2 separate regions of the Homo sapiens genome follow, and region 1 is linked to region 2. A link is an interaction called in ENCODE POLR2A ChIA-PET data of the cell type or tissue named here. Cell type or tissue: Caco-2. All regions are shown on one strand. Region 1 overlaps CLIP1 (CAP-Gly domain containing linker protein 1). Region 2 overlaps BCL7A (BAF chromatin remodeling complex subunit BCL7A).

What was found. ChIA-PET counts read pairs that join two places held together with the same protein. Peaks named below come from ENCODE experiments on the same cell type or tissue, not always from the same donor. Only the 100,000 strongest peaks of a DNase experiment are listed, where the experiment ranks them.
Region 1: POLR2A ChIA-PET joins it to region 2 with 18 read pairs; 2 of 35 experiments call an interaction of 5 or more read pairs at or near these places.

Annotation. Positions count from the first base shown.
Region 1 is chr12:122,372,018-122,374,517 of GRCh38, reverse strand. The region is part of intron 3 of CLIP1 (CAP-Gly domain containing linker protein 1); the gene reads left to right. Among named protein-coding and RNA genes, the nearest start is that of CLIP1-AS1, 22 kb to the left of the region's middle. In Caco-2, no CTCF peak of the experiment used is centred here; no DNase peak of the experiment used is centred here.
Region 2 is chr12:122,039,424-122,041,923 of GRCh38, reverse strand. The region is part of intron 3 of BCL7A (BAF chromatin remodeling complex subunit BCL7A); the gene reads right to left. Among named protein-coding and RNA genes, the nearest start is that of BCL7A, 19 kb to the right of the region's middle. In Caco-2, no CTCF peak of the experiment used is centred here; a DNase peak (open chromatin) is centred at 1,113.

The DNA.
Region 1 (2,500 bases), 330 kb before region 2:
TGCTGGGATTACAGGTGTGAGCCACCGCGCCTGGCTGCTAATTTTTTTTTTTGGTATTTTTAGTAGAGACGGGGTTTCACCATGTTAGCCAGGATGGTCTCGATCTCTTGACCTCGTGATCTGCCTGCCTCGGCCTCCCAAACTGCTGGGATTACAGGTGTGAGCCACTGCGCCCGGCCGCTATTTTTTTTTTTTTTTTTTTGTATTTTTAGTAGAGACGGGGTTTCACTGTGTTAGCCAGGATGGTCTCGATCTCCTGACCTTGTGATCTGCCTGCCTCCGCCTCCCAAAGTGTTGGGGTTACAGGCGTGAGCTACCACGCCCAGCCTAATTTTTGTATTTTTAATAGAGACAGGGTTTCACCATATTGGCCAGGCTGTTCTCAAACTCCTGACCTCGTGATCCGCTCTCCTTGGCCTCCCAAAGTGCTAGGATTACAGGCACGAGCTCAACACTTGTTATACAGGTCTTTGATACTGTGAAAGGGGAAAAATATCTTCCTGAGAATTAAAAAAAATATTTACAAGATTTGTTTTGCTTGTGTTTGAACCTTAAATAACTATAATTTATCCAGTATGTGCTTTTTTTGTGTCTGTCTTCATTTGCTGAACATTATTTTTGTGAGGTTTGTCTATAATATGTAGAAGTGAAACACACACATAGTGAGGTCTTATTACATATAAGCCATTTTCATAATATGCTTTCGTAGATTGTAGACTGTAGATTTGGGGCACTTGTATGGAAGCAAATACAGGTCTTAATTTAAAACAGTAAGCTGCTGTTTCATATTATACTCTTTGGATGTACTATACCTAATTTAATCATACACATTTAGATTGCACCCATTTTTCCCCTAGAAATGAAATTTGAGTCAAGGGGTATAAATAATTTAAAATTGTTAATAGATATTGCCAAATTGCAATCCAAAAAGCCTTTATTTTTGTTTCCACAAACAGTATACAAGTATGTCCTTCCTGGTAAGTTTTTTTTTTTTTCAGTCTTACTGGTGCTTTTTTTCACCTTGTTTATTAAGTTAATTAAAGCTCTTTTTTTAGATTCATTTACCATATTAACTTTTTTTTTTTCTTTTTTTTGAGACAGAGTCTCACTCTGTCCCCCTAGGTTGGAGTGCAGTGGCGCAATCTTGGCTCACTGCAACCTCTGCCTGCCGGGTTCAAGCGATTCTCGTGCCTCAGCCTCCGGAGCTGGGACTACAGACGTGCGCCACCACACCTGGCTAATTCTTTGTATTTTTAGTAGAGATGGGGTTTTGTCATGTTGCCCAAGCTAGTCTTGAACTCCTGAGCTCAGGCAATCCACCTGCCTCTGCCTCCCAAAGTGCTGCGATTACAGGCGTGAGCCACCACGCCCGGCCCTTATTAACTTTTTTAATTAAATTTTTTTTATTACCGTAGGTTATTGGGGAACCAGTGGTGTTTGCTTACGTGAGTGAGTTCTTTAGTGGTGTTTTGTGAGATTTTGGTGCACCCATCTTCCGAGCAGTATACGCTGCACCTAATAATTCGATTTTTTCTGTTTTTCTCAATCCTCTTATCGGTGACTTAGAACCTCAAACCTATGAGCCTGGTTGTGACCTTGCATTTACATTGAGTGTTTCTTCATTGTCTACTTGGGGAATTCTTGGGCTCTTTTTGGGTGGGAGTTTATGCTCTGGGGAAGTTGTTCTTTACCTGAAATCCATTTGCCTAGATTGCTGATGGAGTAGTTAGTGGCAGGATTTGCTGTTTTGTGTGGTCCACAATTGAGAAGATGCCAGATAGTCACATTTAGTTAAAAGCCCCTTTTGGCTGAATCTTGAGATCGTTTCTAACACAATGGATTTTACTTAGCTTAATTCCTTTGCGATGAGGTTTGCTGCAGATTTGAATAATTATTTTTTCTGATTTTAGTTTTGTTTTTTTTTTTTTAATCAAGATGGAATCTCGCTCTTTTGCCCAGCTGGAGTGCAGTGGCATGATCTCAGTTCACTGCATCCTCTGCCCCGTGAGTTCAAGCGATTCTCCTGCCTCAGCTTCCCAAGTAGCGTAGCTGGGATTACAGGCACCCACCACCACACCCGACTAATTTTTTTTTTTTTTCTTTAGACCAGGTTTCACTCTTGTCGCCCAGGCTGGAGTGCAATGGCGCAATCTCACTGCAACCTCCGCCTCCCGGGTTCAAGTGATTCTCCTGTCTCAGCCTCCTGAGTAGCTGGGATTATCTGGATGTGCCACCACGCCTGGCTAATTTTGTATTTTTAGTAGAGACGGGGTTTTTCCATGTTGGTCAGGCTGGTCTTGAACTCCTGACCTCAGGTGATCTGCTCGCCTCGGCCTCCCAAAGCATTGGGATTACAGGTGTGAGCCACCACACCCAGACTGTATTTTTTTTTTTTCCCCATAGAGACAGGGTTTCACCATGTTGGCCAGTATGGTCTCGAACTCCTGACCTCAAGTGATCCGCCCACCTTGGCCTCCCAAAGTTCTGGGATTACAGGCGT
Region 2 (2,500 bases):
TGTTTTTATTATTTTTTAGTAGAGACGGGGTTTCGCCATGTTGGTCAGGCTTGCTCTTGAACTCCTGACCTCAGGTGATCTGCCCGCTTCAACCTCCCAAAGTGCTGGGATTACAGGAGTAAGCCACCACACCCAGCCATTTATGTATTTTTTATTTTTAGAGACAGGGTCTTGCTCTGTTGCCCAGGCTGGAGTACAGCAGCACAATCATAGCTCACTGCAGCCTCGAACTCCTAGGCTCAAGCCATCCTCCTGCCTCTGCCTCCTGAGTAGCTGGGGCCACAGGCATGTGCCACTGCATCTGGCTAATTTTTAAGTTTTTTGTAGAGATGGGGTCTCACTATGTTGCCCAGGCTGTCTTGGACCCCTGGGCTCAAGTGATCCTCCTGTCTTGGCCTCCCAAAGCACTGAGATCATAGGCCTGAGCCACTGTGCCCAACCTAGGAGAGTCGTTTTAAACAGCAGAGACCCAAGTGGAGGTTTCAAAACCAAAGCAGCCTTTCTGGGGGCCATGCTGCACCCGGGGCGATGGCCACTTTTGTAAACATGAGAAAGAGACAGAGACACCCCAACAGACCTGGGCACCTGCCACCATGCCAGGCACTGGGCAGAAGCATTTATGGACACCTCGTGGAATCCTCCCCACAACCCGTTGGAAAGGCACCGTTACCACCTTCACTTTCCGGAGGGGGAAACTGAGGCTGGGAGCAGCAGAGCCACTTGCCGGACCCATCTGCCCAACTCCCAGCCCCACGCCCCTCCTCTACCTCAACCTGCCGAGGAAGCACCAGGCAGTCAGGCGGCCCCACACGGGTAACCTGGATCTGATTTTAACTGTACTCTGGGGTGCTCGTTACACAAAAGCATCCTCTTGTGAATTCTGGGACTTAAAAAAAAAAAAGAAGGATGTGTGCTCCCCGATTTCTCCCTTGAGAAAAACTAGACTTCCTTCCTATGGCAAGCACACGCGCAAGAGGCTGGCCCCGTAGGTTCCTGAGGCTCTGTTAATGAATGACAATGAGCACTAATGTTTAACGTCTGGTCTAGCCTGGTAGCCTGGTAACAGCGTGACCCTGATACTTGGGCTAACTTCAGCTGAGTCTTGTGGACTAAAGGGCCCGGGGCACCGCCCTCTCCTTCATCCCCTGCTGTACCCATCCTCCCACTTGAAGCCTTCCAGAAAACTTGCCCGGCCCACACCTTTCCCTGACCTTCCCATTTACACACTCTGCAGTCTGACTGGCTTTCGGCTGCACGTGCACTAAAATGAAAATCAGAAAGTCAACAGGGCACCTGTGTCTGGGGACCTGGTTTGTTCAGCATCCTAGATTTTTCTGGAGAGTTTATCCAGGTCACAAATCTGGATCTTTTGGTTTTTTTTTTTTTTTTTTGGAGACACGGCCTCACTCTCTTGCCCAGGCTGGAGTGCAGTGGTGCAATCTTGGCTCACTGCAACCTCCCCTTCCCGATTCAAGGGATTTTCCTGCCTCAGCCTCCCGAGTAGCTGGGATTACAGGTGCCCACCACCATGCCCGGCTAATTTTTGTATTTTTAGTAGAGATGGGGTTTCACCATTGTTTGGCCAGGCTGCTCTCCAACTCCTGACCTTAAACGATCCTCACAACTTGGCCTCCCAAAGTCCTAGGATTATGGGTGTGAGCCACCACGGCCAGCCACAAACCTGGATTCTGTCTTCAAAGAACCAACCTCAAATGCCATCAATGGCACTGGAAGTTATGAACTTGCTAACCATGCATGTTACTTCACCTCACTGGGCCTTAGTTTCTCCATCTGTAAAATGCGGTTGGTTATTAGACTCAAATGAGGCAATGATGTAACGGGCTTAGCACAATACTTGGCACATTGTGACGGTTTCATAAATGTGAGCTGTTAACATGCCAAGGTTTTTAAAATTTTTATTATAGGCTGGGCACAGTGGATCATGCCTATACTCCCAGCACTTTGGGAGGTTGAGGGAGGAGGATTGCTTGAACTCAGGAGTTTGGAAACAGCCTGGGCAACATAGCAAGACCCTGTCTCTATTTTTGAATACAGTAAAATAATTTTTTTTTTTTATGGAGTCTTGCTCTGTCGCCCAGGCTGGAATGCAGTGGCATGATCTCAGCTCACTGCAACCTTTGCCTCCAGGTTCAAGTGATTCTCCTGCCTCAGCCTCCCAAGTAGCTGGGATTACAGGCGTGTGCCACCACACCCAATAATTTTTGTATTTTTAGTAGAGATGGGATTTTACCATAGAGACCAGGCTGGTCTCCAACTCCTGACTTCAAATGATCCTCCCATCTCGGCCTCCTAAAGTGCTGGGATGACAGGCATGAGCCACCACACCTGGCCCAAAATAAAATATTTACTATAATTATATTATATATTATATTATATAATATATATAATATATATATTATATATATATATATATTTAAGAGATGGGGTCTTGCTCTGTTGCCCAGAGTGGAATGCAGTGGTGCAATTACTGTTCACTGCA